2 separate regions of the Mus musculus genome follow, and region 1 is linked to region 2. A link is a loop called in an ENCODE intact Hi-C map of the cell type or tissue named here. Cell type or tissue: heart. All regions are shown on one strand. Each heading gives the region's core, and the rest is flanking DNA. Links, peaks and the distances in the headings are about the cores only.

Region 1 (9,306 bases), core at 644-8,643, 58 kb after region 2:
TCATCTTTATCACCTTATCACTATCACATCATCAAAACCATCAATATTATCAGTTATCACTACATTGTCACATTTACCATCAACTATTCGTCATCATTGTCACTATTATCACCATCACCAGTATCTACATCATCAACACAACAAAACCATCACCATCATCACTATCATACTGACAACTATCAGCACCCTCACTATCAACACCATCTTCACCAACAACCTATTATTTTCATTACTGTTACCACCAATAGTTGATCATATTTTCCCAACACCATGAGTCAGAAGCCGTGCCTAGCATCTCTCCACTTGTCTTGATGGACACCTCACAGGCAGAAGTTATGTCATCCAGTCTATCTCACGGATGATGAAACAGCCTTGGAGAGGTCCAGCCACCTGCCCATGTGGCATAAGGAGCAGAGCCAGGTTTATCATTGGATCTCAAGCTCTTCAATGTTGGCCTCCTCTGTCACTAGTTCAGACAATGACCAGGGATACCCTTTCCCGTTTATCCTCTGGGCCTCAATATTCCTAGCCAATTTGCCTCCCTCCTGTTTCCTTTTACTCCCATGGAAAGAAGGCCATAATCTTTAAGCCACCAGCATATTCTACATAGGATGTATATATGTCCCAGCACTTCAATTGTCTACCAACGTCTTTTAAATGGACCCACCACCCAGAAGATTCATATAAACTCCTTGCACCTGTTGGAATTATTCTGTAGGCATCAGCAAAGACAATTCTGAACAAATGAATGAAGGAAAAATTCTAAGGGCATATAGTCCAGCAGAAGGACATAGTAGAGCACCCTTGAGCTGAAGTGTGCGGCACTGATACAGCAAGTAATCCTGACTAATTTGCTGGGGAGAAAAATGATAAATAAATGTGAGATCGAGGGAATCAATAGTCCTAGGTGGAGGGCAACAGGGGCTCTAAGCAGCACTGTAGACACCCTGGCAGCTGCTTCAGATGCTCCAAGTGCATGAGGCTCTCGATCACACATACTCTCCTCCACCCCTCTACATCTTCTGCTTATGGATAGAGAGAATTCCCAGAAAGCTCATTTTTCAAGGGTTTCCACTGATTTCAAACCATAGATAATGTAAGGAATGTATCACGTGGTGTCCAAGTCACTTCTACTTCTGGTTCCACAATCACCACATACAAGACACAGCAACCCTCCTCTCTCGGGCTGTTTCCACACCCATAGAATAGTCCCACCCAGCAACTTGAAATGTTCTATGCTCAAAAAAAAAAAAAAAAGAGGCAAAAACAAGCAAACAAAAATATCATGTTCCATGTTCCACAAATGCTGAAGAATCCCAGATTAAAGTCCTGCAGATCATAATCACATGTTTGATTTAATATCAACATGAGCCACACCTACCTGTAACAAATGATGAGACAACAGGGTAGTGACAGACAGAAAAAGTGTTCAAGAGAACACAAAGCCCTGCATGCACACATGGTAGGCAGGTGCTCTGCCCCTGAGCCATTCTGTCTGAACCAGTGACAGAGGAGGCCAGTGTTGAAGAGCTTGAGAGCCCATCATAAACCCAGCTCTGCTCCTTATGTAACATGGACAGGTGACTGGACCTCTCCAAGGCTGTTTGATCATCTGAGAGACAGGCTGGATGACAGAACTTCTGCCTGTGAGGTGTCCATCAAGACAAGTGGAGCCACAGCAAGCAGTCCTAGGTTTCAGCAGCTACCACTGATAATTTACCAAGTAGATTCCGTTCTGGTGTAAGTAGAAGGAAGTTGAAAATAAGTCAGGTAAGAACTGGAACGTACCATCCAGTAAACTGAAGTGAACATAAACTGTGATATGTTGGTTGTACACTGGAATACATGAGCAGTCAGTCAATCTATAATCAGTGGGACAGGTCCTAGAGCCTTTTCCCAAACTAACTAACAAACAAGAGAACACTGGCACTCAAGGGTTAGTGATTTTGTTTTAATGGCCTGCACCGACTCAGGGCTCCAGGGCTTCCCATCTACTGTGTGCCCACCACACATCAGAAACCCTTCCCTATGTCTTCTGTATATTCTCCAAAGGCAGCTGGCTTCACAGGCATCCCTCAGAGGAAGCTGTGGGGCAGATGAGTGAATTCAAGATGTGGTGGCTTTACCAAGTGCCTGGCACCAACATACCATCAAGCTGCCAAAATTCTTCAGCATTCCTTGGAACTCAAGTCCAAGGTCATCATGTCACTTTCCTAGGAGTGGTGAAAGGGGCCCCCAGAGTAGAAAAACATCTGGAAAACAGAAAACAAACATGTACTATACTTGGAGCCAGAAAAACTCTCCCATATTGTACTTGATCCCTAACAAGCATTGGCCTTGCCCAGGAGATAAATGGGAGAATGGCTTTCAGGCAGGGGCAGGAGCTGAAGTAGAATCAAGACCTTGAAAAGAAGCACTAACAAATTCCATACAGACTGCTCATCCTCATCCACCCAACCTAGTTACTTCCCAAAGGTGCTACCCTCTTAATACCTTAATACTTGGGGGTTAAGGTGTCAGCTATGAATTTCGAAGAAGAGATACAAAATTCCAATATACAGCCATCCTGCTGACCAGACACAAACTGACTTATCAATCAAACTCAAATGACACTTCCTTTTAGTCAGGAGCAAAGAAAAACATCTTATTGGTCAAACACAAAGGAAACTTCCCATTGGTCACGCCTAAAGGAAACTTTTCATTGGTTAAACCCAGAAGACATTGCTCATTGGCCAAACCTAAAGGAAGTCAGAAGATATAGAGGAGTCCAAGTAGGATCTCGTGGACCATGTGCGCATGCGCGCACGCATGCACACGCACAAACACACACACACACAAAATAGAAAAACACTGAAGAGCTGATGAGGAATAATACAAATAGAATAGAGCCAGCCCTCCACGCATGTGTGACTTCCTCAATAGTTTCTGCTGACAGTGTGCAGGTTCCCAGCACCCAGAACCTCGAGTTCCCCTGAGGTCACCAGCAGACGGATCAGCCTCCTTCATCACAGCACGCCGCCCCTTTGCTTAAGTCTGCTCCCTTCTCACTTTGAACGGCTCCTTCCTTCATTATAAGCATCCTGCCCTTCGTTCCAGGGTCACCCCATCATCTCTCCTGGCTGTGCATTGCCCTCCCAAGAGAGCATCTGCTAAGCAGCTTTCTCATCTCATTTTCCATGTTTGTCATTCACATTACGCTGCTCAAAACCCTTATTATCTGTAAACCCCTGCTTGGGGACCATTGCAATGATAATTTTCCCTAATTGATCTGGATAAACATGTGTCTATCGATCGATACGAATCCCATTCCTTCGTGGATCATTTGCTCTACTTACAGAGAGGCGCTCCAGGGCAAAGCGAAGGTGGGGCTTTGCCATCTTTGTGAGGAGCAGCCACTGAGCAGATCTTTCTTTGAGAGAATGCTCCGAGCCAAGCTGGAGGAATGAGAAAAATAAGCAGATGCTTGGAGCCGGGAGGATTTTCATGTTTCTATAATCAGATCTGATCTGTTTCCCAGTGAGAGTTCAGATTCCCTCATGCCCACAAACAGCCACAGACTCTAAGCCATGTGCCTACATCTATACGTCAATGCCTGAGGGGAGGTTAGACTGGCTTTTGCAGCCTGGCTCTCCTCATTCACTCTTTCTAAGAGCATCCTGAGGCTAGAGAGGTGGCTCAGTTGGTAAAGAACACACTTTCCACACAAGCATGAGTATCTGAGTCCAATCTCCCACACCCATGTAAGAAGTGCAGCATGGCTGAAAACCTATAAACCCAATACCTGGGTAAGCAGGGACAGGGAGATCCCTAAACTTGTTAATCCGTCAGTCTAGCCATCCTGTGAGTTGTGAGTACAGTGAGAGACTCTGTCTTAAAAATTAAGACCAAAGAAGACACATAATATTGACTTTTGAGTGGGCAGCATGGACACATGTTCCAGGCCAGGAATTGGGCAGGGGGCACGGAGGTAACACCTACCATCTCAGGTAGGTACCCGAGTGTCAGGGTCTCAGACCTGCTCTACCTTACCAAGTTTCCTGGCATGTCCCACTGTCCCACAAACTCACTGTCTTCCAGTGAAAGACTTGGAGACACCCAGAGTCTAGCATATACACAAACACTCGTCTGGTCATTGGTTATTTTGCTGTTTGTGCTTCTTCTCCCTTGTAGGACATAACACAAACATTTTCCATGTTAGTTTTGCATTGTTGTGGCATAGGACACCTGAAAGAAGAAACCTGAGCTCACTCTTGCAGAGGGTGTCAGTCTATCATGGTAGAGAAAGCACGGCAGGGCATTTCAGTTCATAATGATTGTTCCCATCACTGCAGACCAGAAAACAGTGCGATGGGGAACGGGAACCAGGCGCCAGTGTAACGTTTGAAGACCTGCCACTAACCACTGACTTGTGCTAGCAAGGCCCTACTTTTCAAAGCTTCCATAACCTTCCAGACTAGAGCTACCAGCTAGGGACCAAGCATGTTGTATGTGAGCGTTCTATATACTGTAGCAGCCGGGTGCCTAAAAGATGGCACCGGCCTCAGGTACACCGTCGCCATAAACAACGCCACTGCGCAGGCGCTAGCCCGAATCTGGCGCCAACCCCTCCTGAGCGGGTGCAAACAAATCAAAGTGCCGGCAGACTGACCAATCCCAGGAGGACACATAGCTCTCCCCAGTGCTGGGGTGTATATAAGCAGTCCTCGCTGGGTTTCCAAGGTTCCCGTAGCATGGAGGTGTTCCTGAAATAAAGAAGGCTGTTGAGAAAAATCCGACCGTGTTGCGTTTTTCTTGCTGGAGGAGGTGAGCGCAACAGTATATCATATCATACTGTGAGTCTGTTCCACGAATGGTGGGCAGCAAGAAGTTCCACCCAGGGTATAATTAATCCCCTTATTCTGTCCAGGCAATGACAGAAACAGTCGAAGAATTCTACCCTGAGGAGTGGTTCAGGGGGTGAACTGGGCCCAGTCTCCCTGCCAAGAGGCAAAGTCAGCTTTGACAACAAGATAAGGTAAACCCAAAACTTCCCTCTATGAACACCAGTCACTTGGTCCACTTCTAGCCAGTAGCTGCCATCCAAGGTCTCCTAACAATTGCCACTGTTCCTGAGGACCCCATGGCAGGCACACTGTCCTGCCCAGCTTCACCCACCAAGCGTTGGGTTGAAGTTGGGCCTGGAGTAAGTTTTTCACACTCTCTAGGCTTCAGCCTCCTCCTGTTCTATGAAATGGGTACAACATAGATCATAAAGTCAAATGGCACGGTAAAAGCATTAGGTGTCATCTTTATAAAATGGCCACAGCCGCACGCACGTGGCACCTGGGGAAAGTGTGGATGCAGGAAGCTTGCATGTTTACCTGCTGGGATAAGAAAACAAGTGCTGGGCAGGGTTCATGTGTGAGCATCTGCTGCCCCCTGATGGACAAAGCTGTGGCCTCACAGCTTATCCAAAGCGTTCTGCTTTCTGAAGTCCCAATCTTGAGGTCCTGTGTGAGATCTCCTGCTTTCCTCACCTTCCTCCATGCAAAAAATAAATAAATAAAAAATAAAAAGGTGATAGGCATCATAGGGCATCTAGAATAAAGCAATTTCATATTTCATAGACAAAGAAACTGAGGTTTGCTAAAAGGACATATATGATATGAAGGAAGAGGGCTAGAAAACACCAGTGGAAAAGTAAATGGAAGGGGAGAGGAGGGGAAGTAACCCACACATAAGGATGCATGAAAAAATTGAAAACATATTATTTTATATGGTAATCTAAACTGTATTTTGAAAATAAAGATAATAATTTGAATAGGGGTGCTCTGTGTGGGTGGACAATACTTCTCTTAGAAGTCATGGGTTTGACCGGGCATGGTAGCACACGCCTTTAATCCCAGCACTTGGGAGGCAGAGGCAGGCGGATTTCTGAGTTCGAGGCCAGCCTGGCCTACAAAGTGAGTTCCAGGACAGCCAGGGCTACACAGAGAAACCCTGTCTCGAAAAACAGAAGAAGAAGAAGAAGAAGAAGAAGAAGAAGAAGAAGAAGAAGAAGAAGAAGAAGAAGAAGAGGAGGAGGAGGAGGAGGAGGAGGAGGAGGAGGAGGAGGAGGAGGAGGAGGAGGAGGAGGAGGAGGAGGAGGAGGAGGAGGAGGAGGAGGGCAGCCATGGGTTCCTAAGTGAAAATACCTCCCTAAATGCTGTTGGCCAGGGAGGTCCCAGTGTCCTTCCCTGGGGGACTATTAATAGTTATTGATAGCTGCTAGTTGCTGGAAGAAGAGAGCTCATTTTTCCAATGGTATTGCCATGGGTATGTTGCCAGTCAATAGGCTCCACTCAAGCTCAGGCTTCCACTAACTAAATTCAGTAGGTCACACGCACAAAACAGACATGACCATAACTGCAGGAGGGGAAAGTGGCTTCCTTAGAAGAGGGAAGGGCATGAGACATACTAATAGAGTGAAAATTATTAATAGTTATTCTAGGCATGTATGTTAATGTTTAGGAAGGAAGGGAAGAAGGAGGAAGGGAGGGAGGGAGGATAGAGAAAGGAAAAACTGAGGTTTGAAGAGGTCCAGCCATGGGAAGCCAGAACTGAGACCTAATCATGTGTTGTTGTCCCACAAAACCAGTACCAAAGGTTTGGCTCACAGGGCATTGTTACAAGGAGGTTGTAGGAACTTTAGGAGGTTGACCTTAATGGGAAGTTCTCCAGTCATTGGAAGGGTGTCCCTGAAGGGATTTGTTTTCTCCCTCCTTCTGCTCACTTTGAAGCCATAAATCTACTCCCTCTGTGTATGTCAAATCAGGGCAACACTAACCTCCCACCCAGCCTTGAACCTTCATACTTAAAATTAAATAAATCTAATTTTTTTTCAAAAGTTAGTTGCCTCCAGTATTTTGTTACAGTCACACAAAGCCACAACAAGCTGACAGATGTTATTTTAATACCCAACAAAGCCAGTTGTGGTGCTGCAAACTGGCAGGATATGCTGACGATCCAGAGGCAGTACAAGTTCAAGGTCAGCCTGGAATGAAGCGCTGTCTCCTGGACAGGACAAGGCCATTACACTTGAACTCACAAAAGCTATTGTTACCTACACAAAACCAATCCAACAAAGTCAGCAACAGACACACACACACACAGAAGAGAGGATGTGAAAGTGGGAGGGGTGCAAGGATTGGGAGGGGGACTTGGAGTGGATATATGTGGTCAAAGTTACACTGCACACAGGTGTGAAACTGACAAAAGCACGTTTTAAAAATATATGTTTAAAAGCTCAACTATTTTGGCTAATTTCCTGCTCTAATTGCAAATAAATGAATCCCCTGAGGACACTGGCCAACTACAGAATTTTAACCACTGTTACCACAAATATCTAGAAATAAGATCCACCAGGGGGCAGCATAACCACATAATGAAAAACTGGTTGTTGCTAGCACCAAGAGGTCCTAGCATCTGAATAGACTTTTGGAAACTTCAGTCTGTGCCTAGACACCAGTTTAGGCTCCAGCTCATGAACCTGAATATCTGACCTCTCCCTTCAGACCTTGTTGCAGGAAATACTAAAAATCGAACCAGCCTTTCCCATGCTTGTGCCTCTGCCTTGGTGGCCTGGCCAATCATGCACTGGCAGGCAATGGCCAATCTGTTTTTATCTCGTGGAGACTCTGACTCAGAACTCCAAAACCCACCTAAGTTCCCTCTGGTTGGTTACTACTACGCCAACCCATTCTTCAAATCCCCCACTGCCTTTGTGATGCACATCTGGCAAATCCACGTTTTGCCGATGTACCTTTCTCTCTTGAACCCAGACGAGCCGCCGCATGAAGGAAAACACAACACAAACTTAGTTCAGAAACAATGGTAACTCAATCTCTGAGCACAACAACTAAAGCCTACTCTTGTGAGACTTATTAAAATCTGACTGCTCTGGTGGCAAATCCTTGCAGATCCACCATGATACCGGGGAAATTCTAGCAGCTACATCTTAACCCTCTGCTGTCCCCGTTCCAAAAGGACCTAACTCTCTCTGGACTCCTCTCTTCCTCTGTCCAACCGGGAAGTCCCGCCTTCTCACCCAGTGATTGGCTCCTTTATTCATTAGAGGATTGGTTCACAAGAAGCCACGAGAGCACGTGACTCATTTCTCATTCCAAACAACCTCTCTCGGGAGAGCAGAATTAACATAAAATACAAGCAGCACAGAGCCATCCACAACAAGTCCTGACCTCACACGCCTCCGTGACTAAGACAACATCGAAGAGCCTGAATATACATCAGCACCACAAACACAGTGGCCTCAACTCCCCACCAGTGCCAAGAGTTATGGGGTACCACCAAGGACAAAGCAGGTAAGTAGAGAGGTACAAAGTCACAGCAGGGTGCATAGTCAGAAGGCCACACTATGGTGTCTCACATCCTCAAATTCTTGTCTTTCTGATCATGAGATAGAAACTAATGTGGCCAAAAGCTCAGCAATTACATTTGATCATAAAAGTTAGCATGGGCTTCCTGATCCCCAAACCAGTCCTCTTTAACGTTAGCTAGAGGATTCAGTTCTGCAGATGATGTGTGGAGTGGACTGAACGTGTGGAAACAAGGAACGCATCCAACGGGGGCCCTGATAAAGAGATCCACATGTGGATGTCTCAGGTCTCTCTGTTCCAGATAGACTGAAAAGAAGCTGTCAGCCATCCACAGACCCCCTCATCCAGGCTCTCCATGCCTCTCCAAGAGCTCAATTCTCTCAAAACAGCACAAACAAGCAAAAAAGAAAAAAAAAGCTTGCAGGAACGCCTTGTGGTGAATTCGGATAGATTCAGACACAGTCGGTTTTCCTGATTCATAGAACTGTCCTGGGGACAGCGAGACCTCAGAAGGATTCTGACCCTGACCTAGCTGTGTTTATCTGGACTCCTAGACCTGAAGGTTCAAGGTCAGTTAAAAAAAAAAAAAAAAGGATGCCTCCATCCACAGAATCTATTTGATTCAATCTGTATGCACCTGTCTATAATTCAAGTAGATACTACAGACCACTCCATGCACAGGGGGCCCAGACCTAGAAAGCAAACTTAGCAAGTGTGTGTGTGTGTGTGTGTGTGTGTGTGTGTGTGTGTGTGTGTGTGTGTGAGAGAGAGAGAGAGAGAGAGAGAGAGAGAGAGAGTCTCTCCTGCTCAACTGCTGTTTCCCCTCTCTGTGTCTCTGTCTCTCTCTGTGTCTGTCTCTCTCTGTCTCTCTCTCTGTCTCTCTCTCTCTCTGAGTGTTTGTCTGAAGCTACTTCCTTCTAGATAAAATGTTCTTGAGTTTCTACGCCAATAG
Region 2 (9,306 bases), core at 854-8,853:
AGTTTGATTGAAGTAACCTAATAGGTTAACCAGCCATCCTCAATCACCTACGTTTATAAGATTTTCGGTACAAGTCCCATTCAGATAGAATCCAACATCCATTTGGAAGATATTACCTCAGGAAGCATTCAGGATAGTCACAGGGCATGTGCTAGCACTAACAGACCACTGTCAAATGCTAAGACCATGACTGTCATGTCATCAAGAGATTTTCCTACTCATCAATGAGAGAAACTGTAAAATATTGGGACCAGATCAGAACCCTTTAAAGTACCAAGTCTTTGTAGGTAATTTAATGTTAGCACAATGAGGATGCCAATCACACAAAACTAGTTGATGCGTTGATGCCTTCTAAGGCAATAAATCCTAATCTTAGTGGTGAAAGTTTCAAAAACAGAGATGTTATTTATGTCTCCCAAGACCAAGACCTGAAAGACAGCATACAGGTCACTAAGTATTAGCAGTTAGTGAAATAGCTGTCTCTGAATGATACAGGATGCAGGGGAGCCAATACCCAGTGTCTTCCTGCCATTATATAGCAATATGAAAGAATCTACCAGCCATCTTTATGCCATATTTACAAAATTTCAATAATATTTTAAACAATGATACATTTGCATCTCATTTTACAAGCAACTTTGTTTTTATTTTACACGAATCCCAAAGAAGAAAGAGAGTAAGCAGGATACCCCTTTTCTAATTTCCACATTCATCCTGAACTCCACACTACAGTCTCCCCTTTAAATTCCTAGTCTTCTCAACCCTATATTGTTCTTGCTGACGTTTTGTCGCTGAGACAGTTCCTGGCGAGTGGGGGAGATGGTGCCAAGCATGAGAGCCTAAGTTTGCGTCATCAGCCCTTGCATAAAAGCCGGAGAGTGGAGAGTGGTAACCCCGGGGCAAGGGTGAGAAGAGCCGGCTCCCCAGAAATCAACAACCAGACAGCCTAGCTGAATTAGTGAACTACTGCTTCAGTGATAGACAGTGTCTCAGGGAACAGGGTGGAGAGCAATAGAGCAAAGTACACAATATCAACCTCTGGCCTCCACATGCACACACACAAACACAAACACACACACACATGCATATGCACATGCATGCTTACACACAGAAACAGAGACAGAAAGACAGTGAAACAGAGAGACACTGAGAGAGAACAAGAGAGATACTTCCCCTAGGAGTTCACCAAGAAAGCAAATGCTTAAAAGAGACTAAAGTCCCTAGGCTGTCTCTTGCTCCCTACACCATCAGTAACTACCAGGCTGACTGAAATCCTTTAAAGAAATGAGCGATCCAGTTCCAAGACATTACATTGCATGTACCACATCCTACCACACCTTTTGTCCAAATGCATTTTCTTCCATTCCAAAGAAAACAACAGATTAGACCCTGCATTCTAAGAAACCTTTGTTAGAGTGATGGTTCCCTTAAGCTTCTATTCTCAGCTGCTGGGAGAGGCTGGGAGACACAGTGCCATCCCTCAACAGCATCTGCATCAGAGAAGTGCACTGTTTATAAACCAGAGGATCTTGTTTGGAGCTCTGCTTCTGACTAATTCCCCTCCCCACTCCTCAGTCAACAAGGTCATCATTTTCTCTGTGTTGAAGATGCTTGAGTCTGCCTGGCTCCAGTGAATGACAGGCTCTGAACAAGTGACTGTTTATTGTGTTGGAGAATCAGCCAGGAAACTAGTTGGATGCATGGCCTGACTCTCTAAATGTAACTCTTTCTTGCGAAGCCATATATTTTTCTTTTCTAAGAACTTTTTTAATTATGAAGACTGTCCCACTTAACAGGCTGGAAGTTAATTTCTGCTTCCTATACCTATATGACTATGATGATGTAGCCCAAGGATAGAGCCCCTCTATCATCACTTGCCTAAATATAGTGGCCTTTCTTGATTAGGAAGAAACCTTTAAGTTTTGCTGAAAGAGTTTATCAGGTCTGATGTAGCAGTACCTACACTGAGCCTGCATAAGACTAACCTGGCTGTAGTCAGTTATGGATTGAAGAGGGGATCATAGAGCCCTGACCCTCTTTCTGAGCTAGCAGCTACTGATAGAGTCTAGGAAGTACTGTGTCACTGTTTTCTGTTGTATACCAACTGGGCGTCAATGGACAACTCCAAACCATGGTTACACACGTAAACTCTGGTTGAAACTCAGTAGGTCACAAAATGAAATGATGTGATGTGAGAAACAGATTTATAGGGAAGGAGGGTGGTTTGACTTATTTGGAGGAGAAATGAGAGAGGCTAGGCAGGGAGAGTAATCACAGTATATTTATTATACATGTCTGAGACTGTCAACAAGCAAATTTAGTTAATAGAAAACCAAACGAAACCAAGAGTTTCTCAAGGACAAAGGCTAGAATCAGCCTTGCTTAATGAGTGAGTCACCAAGCACAGAGCATGCCTTGGCCTTAGGTTTTATTTTATTTTGTTTACTTGGTTTTTTTACCTTTAAATCAATCAGAGAGGCAACAAATAGGGTGTGCCTTTCATAAAAGGGTTCCCCAGAAGTCCCCAAGGCCATGGAAAAAATGACTAATTCAAGGTCTTTCAAACTGTCTTTCACAGGATCTAAAGACAATAGCAAATACTCAGTGCATAATAATTGTGTGCTAAATCCTTTCCTTGTAGCTTCTCCATCAACCTTCTTAGCAACTCTGTGAGGCAGGTTAGGTTTTTATTATCCCCATGAGTCGGGAAGAGAGGGATGTGACAAGCCCAGACACTGGCCCTGTACATTAAGAGAGACTAAAGTGTTATTAAAACTCAGTCCAGCCTGACCCCTCACCAAGGGCCTTTCTCCCTGAAATAGGGATCCACTCCCCTACTCTCTTGTATCTAGCACAGGCTGGCACCTTAAAGGTCAGAAGCCTTTGCACATCCGGCCTGCCGTTTGTACTTTGTCATGGAATCCTCACTTCCAGCCTGCTGCTATACTAACATCTCTGTAACACCTCACAATTGAGTACTGCGGGGAACACAAGCCAGGCAGCCCCACCCAGGTGGTTTTCTAGTTTTACAAAGCAGGAACCTAATCTAGGCAGAACAACGGCTTGCATCCAGCCACACACACATAGCTGATAAATGCCAGACCCAGCGCAGTGAGGCTGGTCCCCACATCACAGGCTGACACGCTGAAGAACAACTGTCTTACATCACTGTTTCTCAACCAAACAGAAGCCAGCAGTCACACTGAAGCGCAAGTCCAGATCAGTCCTTAAAACTAATCCCCTCCTGGAAGGAAGGTTAAATAGCCCCCTCATTAGAAGATCGCTTCTGCTCAGGCCTGCTGGGTTACTTACGAAATGCTTCCTCGAGGATGCCTTGTTTCCAGGCCTCTGGGGATACCTGACATACTCCAACAATAAAGCCTTATTCTCGAATTAAGTAAACTTGGAATCACTCAAATATTAAGTGTGGAAAGATTGCTGTATTTTAACTGGTATGATTCAAGGAGGGGAGGAGGTGCATGCCAGAACGGATACAGGACAACAGCTTTACGGAGCAAAGCCCTCTCTACGGAGCATGGCCCCCAAATTAGAGAGGTGGTTAGTGCTCTGAGCTATCTCAGCTCTCACACTTAGCAGAGAGATCTGTAATCTTAACCCTGGAGGGGCTAAGGCAGGAGGATCTCAGGTCTGGGGCCAGACTAGATCACATGGTAAGACCCACTTCGGTGAGGGAGGGGATAACATGATTCTAGTACTAATCTGACGCAAAGATAAACACCCTTTCCTCTGAACACTTGCCACTAGACTGTCCCCTCCTGTGCATCTGAAAAAGAAAGCAGGTTTGTAACTGTACTGTTAACAGTCGTCACCAGGCGAGGCGGGTGGAGCTAGCCATCACTGCAGGGAGATTTGGCTGCTTGAGAAAGACATTGTGAGGGAATCACTGTGCTGACCTAACACTGGCAATGAGGGTAGGTTCACTCACAAGCTACACCAGGTCCCCCGCAACACTTGCATACCTTTTAAAACCACACCAAACAGAGGGCTATAGAAAAGTCACTAAAATTCTTACCTTACAAGCATTAGAGCCTGAGTTTTGTCCCCAGACCCCGCATAAACAAAAGCCAGTGTGGTGTGAGATATATATATATAGTAACACCCAGAGCTGGAGAGGTAGAAACAGGCAGATACCCTGGGTTCACTAGTCAGACAACTCAGCTTGCTTTGTTAGTTCAGGACAGGGTAAGATCTTTTCAAACAAACAATGTGGATTATGCCTGAGGTGAGACAATATCCATCCTGGTACATACATAGACACACATACACACACACACACACACACACACACACACACACACACACACACACACACACCAGAGTGAGCCAGAAATGTCCCCAGAGCACACTCGGATGACCACACCACAGAATCTATTCTACCATTTGCTCTTCCCACTGTCAGGGCTCTCTTCTCTCCACTTTCTGTCTATTCAGTCTGCACAGTCTACATCCCCAGGTGACCTACTTCGTCCTCCCATAAGGGTTTATTAACAGACACCCTCTTCCATACTTCTGACATTCATGTCCAAATCATAGCAGTTAGCATAGCTAGACTTGCAGTCTGGCTCCCTGGCCCAGCCCTTGCTGTTACTCAGCAGTAGTTTGCAAAATTGAGTGAAATGTATGAGCTTCCCTCTCTATGGCCCCTGGCTTGTGTATCCTTTAGGGCACTCAGAGTCTAATGTTAAAGCCCCCATGCATGGCACAGAGTAGGCGGTAATTAAATGCTGTGGCATCATCCATGCCTTTGTTAAAATGAGGGGCTTTACATTCCTTTACATTTCTAGCAGGGTTAGCCCTGCTTCTGAGGAGACAGTACACACCTCTGTGCAGTCTTCTCTTCCCCAGGAGAAAGCAAGGTTAAGTTTCTCAACCTGCAGATCCATCACTGACCCACCACCTCTCCAATTCTAATGTAATACATTTCTGAGAATTCTGTTAAAGGGCAGTCTAATGAAAAGGAGTCAGGGTCAGACTTTGGGGTTCTTGAATTTCTTGTGTACTTGTGTGTAAGGTTGCTGGTTCAAGAACCCCGTGAGAACTACTGGATCTAACCACAGCATCCATAGCAGCAACAAAACCAGCCCTGTGTGTTGCCCTGCCTCCAAAGGAAATTTCAAATGCTTAAGAGATTATTTTTGGTCCATGAGCAAAATATTTAAGTCTTTCTCAGAGTCATAAATGTCTGGGAGCCTGTTCCTTTGTATGTGCCCGTAGTGTTGGTCCAGTCACATCCTACCAATAAATCAGAAGGCAATGAGGGAGAAGAGGCACTCTGGAAGATTCCGTTCTAGTGATAGATAGATTAAGGAATGAGTGAAGGTGTGGAGAAGAGCAGATGACCCCTCATAGAAGTCTTTCCAGACAGCTCTGGCATTTGGAGACAGCCCTGGAGCCTGGCAGTGAGCCCCAGTTGAGCTTTTATTAGGAAGGGCCCCACCCTTCAACACTTGCCGCCGATGGCCCCATTCCCGGATGTTCTTCTCTGTTCCCAGTAAACAGTGAGTGGCAGCATATTGATCAGGAGCCCTTTGAGCCCCCACACAGTCCCTTTGCTGTTATGCCAAGTCTCCCAGAGGTCAGTGTGAAGGAAAACACCCTCTCTCTGTCTCCTTTTCCAGATGTCCTTGGGCCAGCAGCAGTCCGCAAGAGGAGTGGCTTGTCTGCGGTGCAAGGGAATGTGCTCCGGCTTCGAGCCTCACTCGTGGAGGTAATGGATTTTGTCAAGGAGACTGTCTGCTTTTGTTTCTTGACTGTCCTTTCCAAAACTGTGGGTGGTTCTCTCTGCTGAGACGGTGTAGGATGCATGCTAGGAAGGGCAGCTGGGGAATGAACCTTCCTGCTTGTCCTAATCCAGGAATGAGCGGATGCTGTAAAGATCTTGAGGAGCGTAAGGAAAAATACTTTGCACTTCATAAACCATGTCAAGGTAGATGCTTTCTGGTCCAGCGCGGATTATACCCTTGTTTTGATTTGCTTTGTTGGTTGGTTGGTTTGTTTGTTTGTTTGTTTGTTTGTTTGTTTTCCTGTAACTAAACCTCTGACAGGAAGCAACTTAAGGGAGCAAGGGTTTCTTCTGGCTCACGTTTGGAGGAGATACTATCTGCATGGAAAGGAGGGGGATCCAGGGTGACAAGGATGCAGTTGGTACTCCTCAAATCTTAGTGGAACAGGATGCAGAGGCCAGATAGGAAGTAGAGCTGACCTATGAAAACCCCATGGCCCACTCCCATGGACCCGGTTCTTCCAGCAAGGCTCCTCCACTTAAAATTTCTATAACCATATAAAAGAGCTACCAGCTGGGACCAAGGATTCAAACCCATGAGCCTGTTGGAGATGTTTTTACATACAAGGCACAATAGATGTCGATGGGAAGATGCATTTGGGGGTGCCTTTAGGGAAGGATTGTCCCCTCTCTGATCTGAAGGTGGCCTTGTTCTTACCTCAGCAGCTTCTCTGGGGTGGGTTTTAACTTAGGCGTGGGTCCTAAAATGGAGGTCAAAGGTAGAGCTGGGGAGAGAGTTCTGTTGGTAAAGTGTTTGCCTTGCAAACATGAGAACTTGGTTTTCTTTCCCCAAACTCAAGTGTCTCTGAGGAGACAGAGACAAGAGAATCCCTAGGGCTTGCTGACTACCCAGGCTAGCCTTGGCAAATTCCAGCATAACCTTTGTCGCAACTGCTGGAGCAATGAGAGACCTTCTCTCAAATAACAAGGAAGACAGCACCTGAGAAATGACACCAAAAGTCGTCCTCTGACTTTACACACATGCTCTCTCCCTCTCTGTCTCTGTCTCTCTCTCTGTCTCTGTCTCTCTGTCTCTCTCTGTCTCTCTCTCTCTCTCTCTCTCTCTCTCTCTCTCTCTCTCTCTCTCTCTCTCTTACACACACACACACACACACACACAGAGTCAAAGGCATTCTGTCCACAGTACGTGAAGACCAGGACCTGTAATTCACATCTGTACATTAGGAGTGCCCGGTCCAACTAGATTTCCTGGATCTGCCTTTCCTTTTTTATCACCGAAGGCTCTGAAACAATGTTGAAGCTGCCAATCAACATAATGGCCCAGAAATCTTCACATCAGCCTCAGTGTGGATGTTGGCTCTAGAACTATGCAGGGCGCAACCTGGTGACTGCCGCTGCCACCACGGACTGGAAGGATATACTCCACAGAATGCAATAGTAAACCAAGAGCTTTTGTTCTTAGTGCCTTACTATTGCTTGAGCATTTAATACGGATCAAAATTCCCCAGGTGACCCCTAAGATGCTGACATCTATGAGATTGCAGTTGAAAAATATCTGCCATACATTAGCCCTTATCTCAAAAGAAATCAGCCTACTTAATAATGAGCAATTGCTTCTATCTTGAAATAGTGAAGCAATATTATACATTAGATAGTATTTCCTTTTTGCAAATATGTACAAGTACAGTGAGTGACTGGGATGAATTTACTAAATGGCATGGTGTGACCTTAGGCTTAAAGGAAACATAGCCTCTAGCTCTTAAATATCTGCACTACCGTGGGTTGTGAGCTTTTGAAGCTCTGCCCCATTCCTTGACTCCATTTCCTGACATACCTCAGCCTCAGAGGAGCACACGTGTTCTTCCACATGGAAGGGACCCAGCAAGTCAAACAACCCAGGCCTTTATCCACTAAGAAACTTCCTCCCTCACTTGCTCCCAGCAGCAAGGTTCATCTATTCCTTTTTTAACCATTTGAGCAGACTGTGTGGCCTTGAAGGAAGTTAACTTAGTCATCATGTCAGCTCTACTGGTCCTAATCTTTCTTCCATCAGAGTCCCAGACAATATTGAGGGGTCTCTTTAACTCTCTGTGGACAGCTAGATAGTCTCTGTACCTGAGACAGAGGGTAAGTGTTCCCTCGCAAGGCTCAGTCTTGGGCTGCTGCTGCCCAGCACATTAAAAGGGTCCTCTAGTGTATGTGCTTGGTTTGTCTGGTTGTTTATGGAGACAGAACAAGTCTGTCCCCATCCCTCATGCTTCCTTGGAGCAGAAGTCTCTTGGTGTTGTTTTAAGCCTTATGTTTCCTTATCACCGAGCCCGTGGTTTTTAAACCAAGTGAATTTCTTGAGCAGCATATATTGTATTTGGAGGTCTAACCTAGAACATGCCATCTTGCACTTGGCCATACTAGGAGCTTAAATCCAACCCAGGTTGATACAGTGATGTCGCAGCATCTCAACGGGGGTGGGGAGTAAACTTTCTACACAGCTTCATGTCCCAGTTTTCACAGTAGGTAATTGAAAATATTGTATTTTTACAATTGTAAAGCAACAGAAGCAACTCTAGAAGAAGAAGAAATGTGGGAGGGGGGCTCACAGTTCTAGAAGGTATGCAGTCCATCTTGGTGGGAAAGGCATGACAGTGGGGGCATGAGGCTGGCCCATTGTATTGCATGGGCAGTCCAGAAGAGACAGCAATCAGGAAGTGGGACCATCTATAAAATATCAATGCCTTCCCTCCCCCCAGTGACACTCTTCCTTCAGCAAAGCTCTGCTCCCTAAAGTTTTATAATCTTCCACACATCACCATTAGCTGGAGTCAGTTGTCCAAACACATGAGCTGAGTTGAAGAAGGGTAGTTTATATTCGAATCCCAACAGATATTTAAATGACTGAACTTTAGTCAACCTGGTTTGAAGGGAAAGCCTGCAACTAGTAGACTTAACTAATACAGAACAGGATACAATTCCCAGTTATCCGAAAAGAGAGGAGAATTTGCCACTTTAATGGCACTTAGGTTCTTTTGGGGTGTGAATGTGTCCCTCACGATATGGGTACCTGACAAGAGTTAGGGTAGAGTGGCTTCCTCATCTATTGCAGTGCAGCAGTGTGCCCAGTGGTAAGAGCATGAATATGCTTGCAAGAGATCTCAAAGATTACATCCTCCTGTTTGTTAACATCTCCCCACCTCAAATGGTTAGCACTGCCATCAGTTTAGGCAGCATCCTGGGATCCCCCATTAACCAAAACAGCCCAGAACAACCTCCACATCCAGTGTCACCTGTGGGGTATAAGGAGATCAGACGGTCAAATGGATCAGAAAGGGCTTATAGCCAGACCTCTCCAGTGTCCCAACATACTAGGCTTTTCTGTCTGAGTCTGCTGTTGTCATCTCTCAAGTGAAAATGATTATCACAGTCCATCACCAACCTTGTAGCCTGCCTCTCAGAATGAATGAGATGCCCACTTATACATTACAGGAGACTCCTTTCTGTGAGACCAAAAAGAATCGACTTCTCAAGTACAGACTGCAATGCCCTTA

What was found. Hi-C counts contacts between places; a loop is a spot of excess contacts. Peaks named below come from ENCODE experiments on the same cell type or tissue, not always from the same donor. Only the 100,000 strongest peaks of a DNase experiment are listed, where the experiment ranks them.
Region 1: it touches region 2 in a loop (2.3-fold over the local background); 3 of 42 quality-filtered maps call a loop at or near these places.

The regions. Positions count from the first base shown.
Region 1 is chr6:112,357,385-112,366,690 of GRCm38, forward strand. It overlaps Ssu2 (ssu-2 homolog (C. elegans)), which reads right to left. Exons shown (of 12, transcript NM_175525.3): 12 at 1,940-2,252. The coding sequence ends at 2,214. Among named protein-coding and RNA genes, the nearest start is that of Ssu2, 26 kb to the right of the region's middle. In heart, for the core only: CTCF peaks have their summits at 5,425 (motif pointing left) and 7,387 (motif pointing right); a DNase peak (open chromatin) is centred at 8,067.
Region 2 is chr6:112,299,410-112,308,715 of GRCm38, forward strand. It overlaps Lmcd1 (LIM and cysteine-rich domains 1), which reads left to right. Exons shown (of 6, transcript NM_144799.2): 2 at 5,640-5,728. Among named protein-coding and RNA genes, the nearest start is that of 5031434C07Rik, 14 kb to the left of the region's middle. In heart, for the core only: no CTCF peak of the experiment used is centred there; DNase peaks (open chromatin) are centred at 2,972 and 5,552; H3K27ac peaks cover 1,591 bases.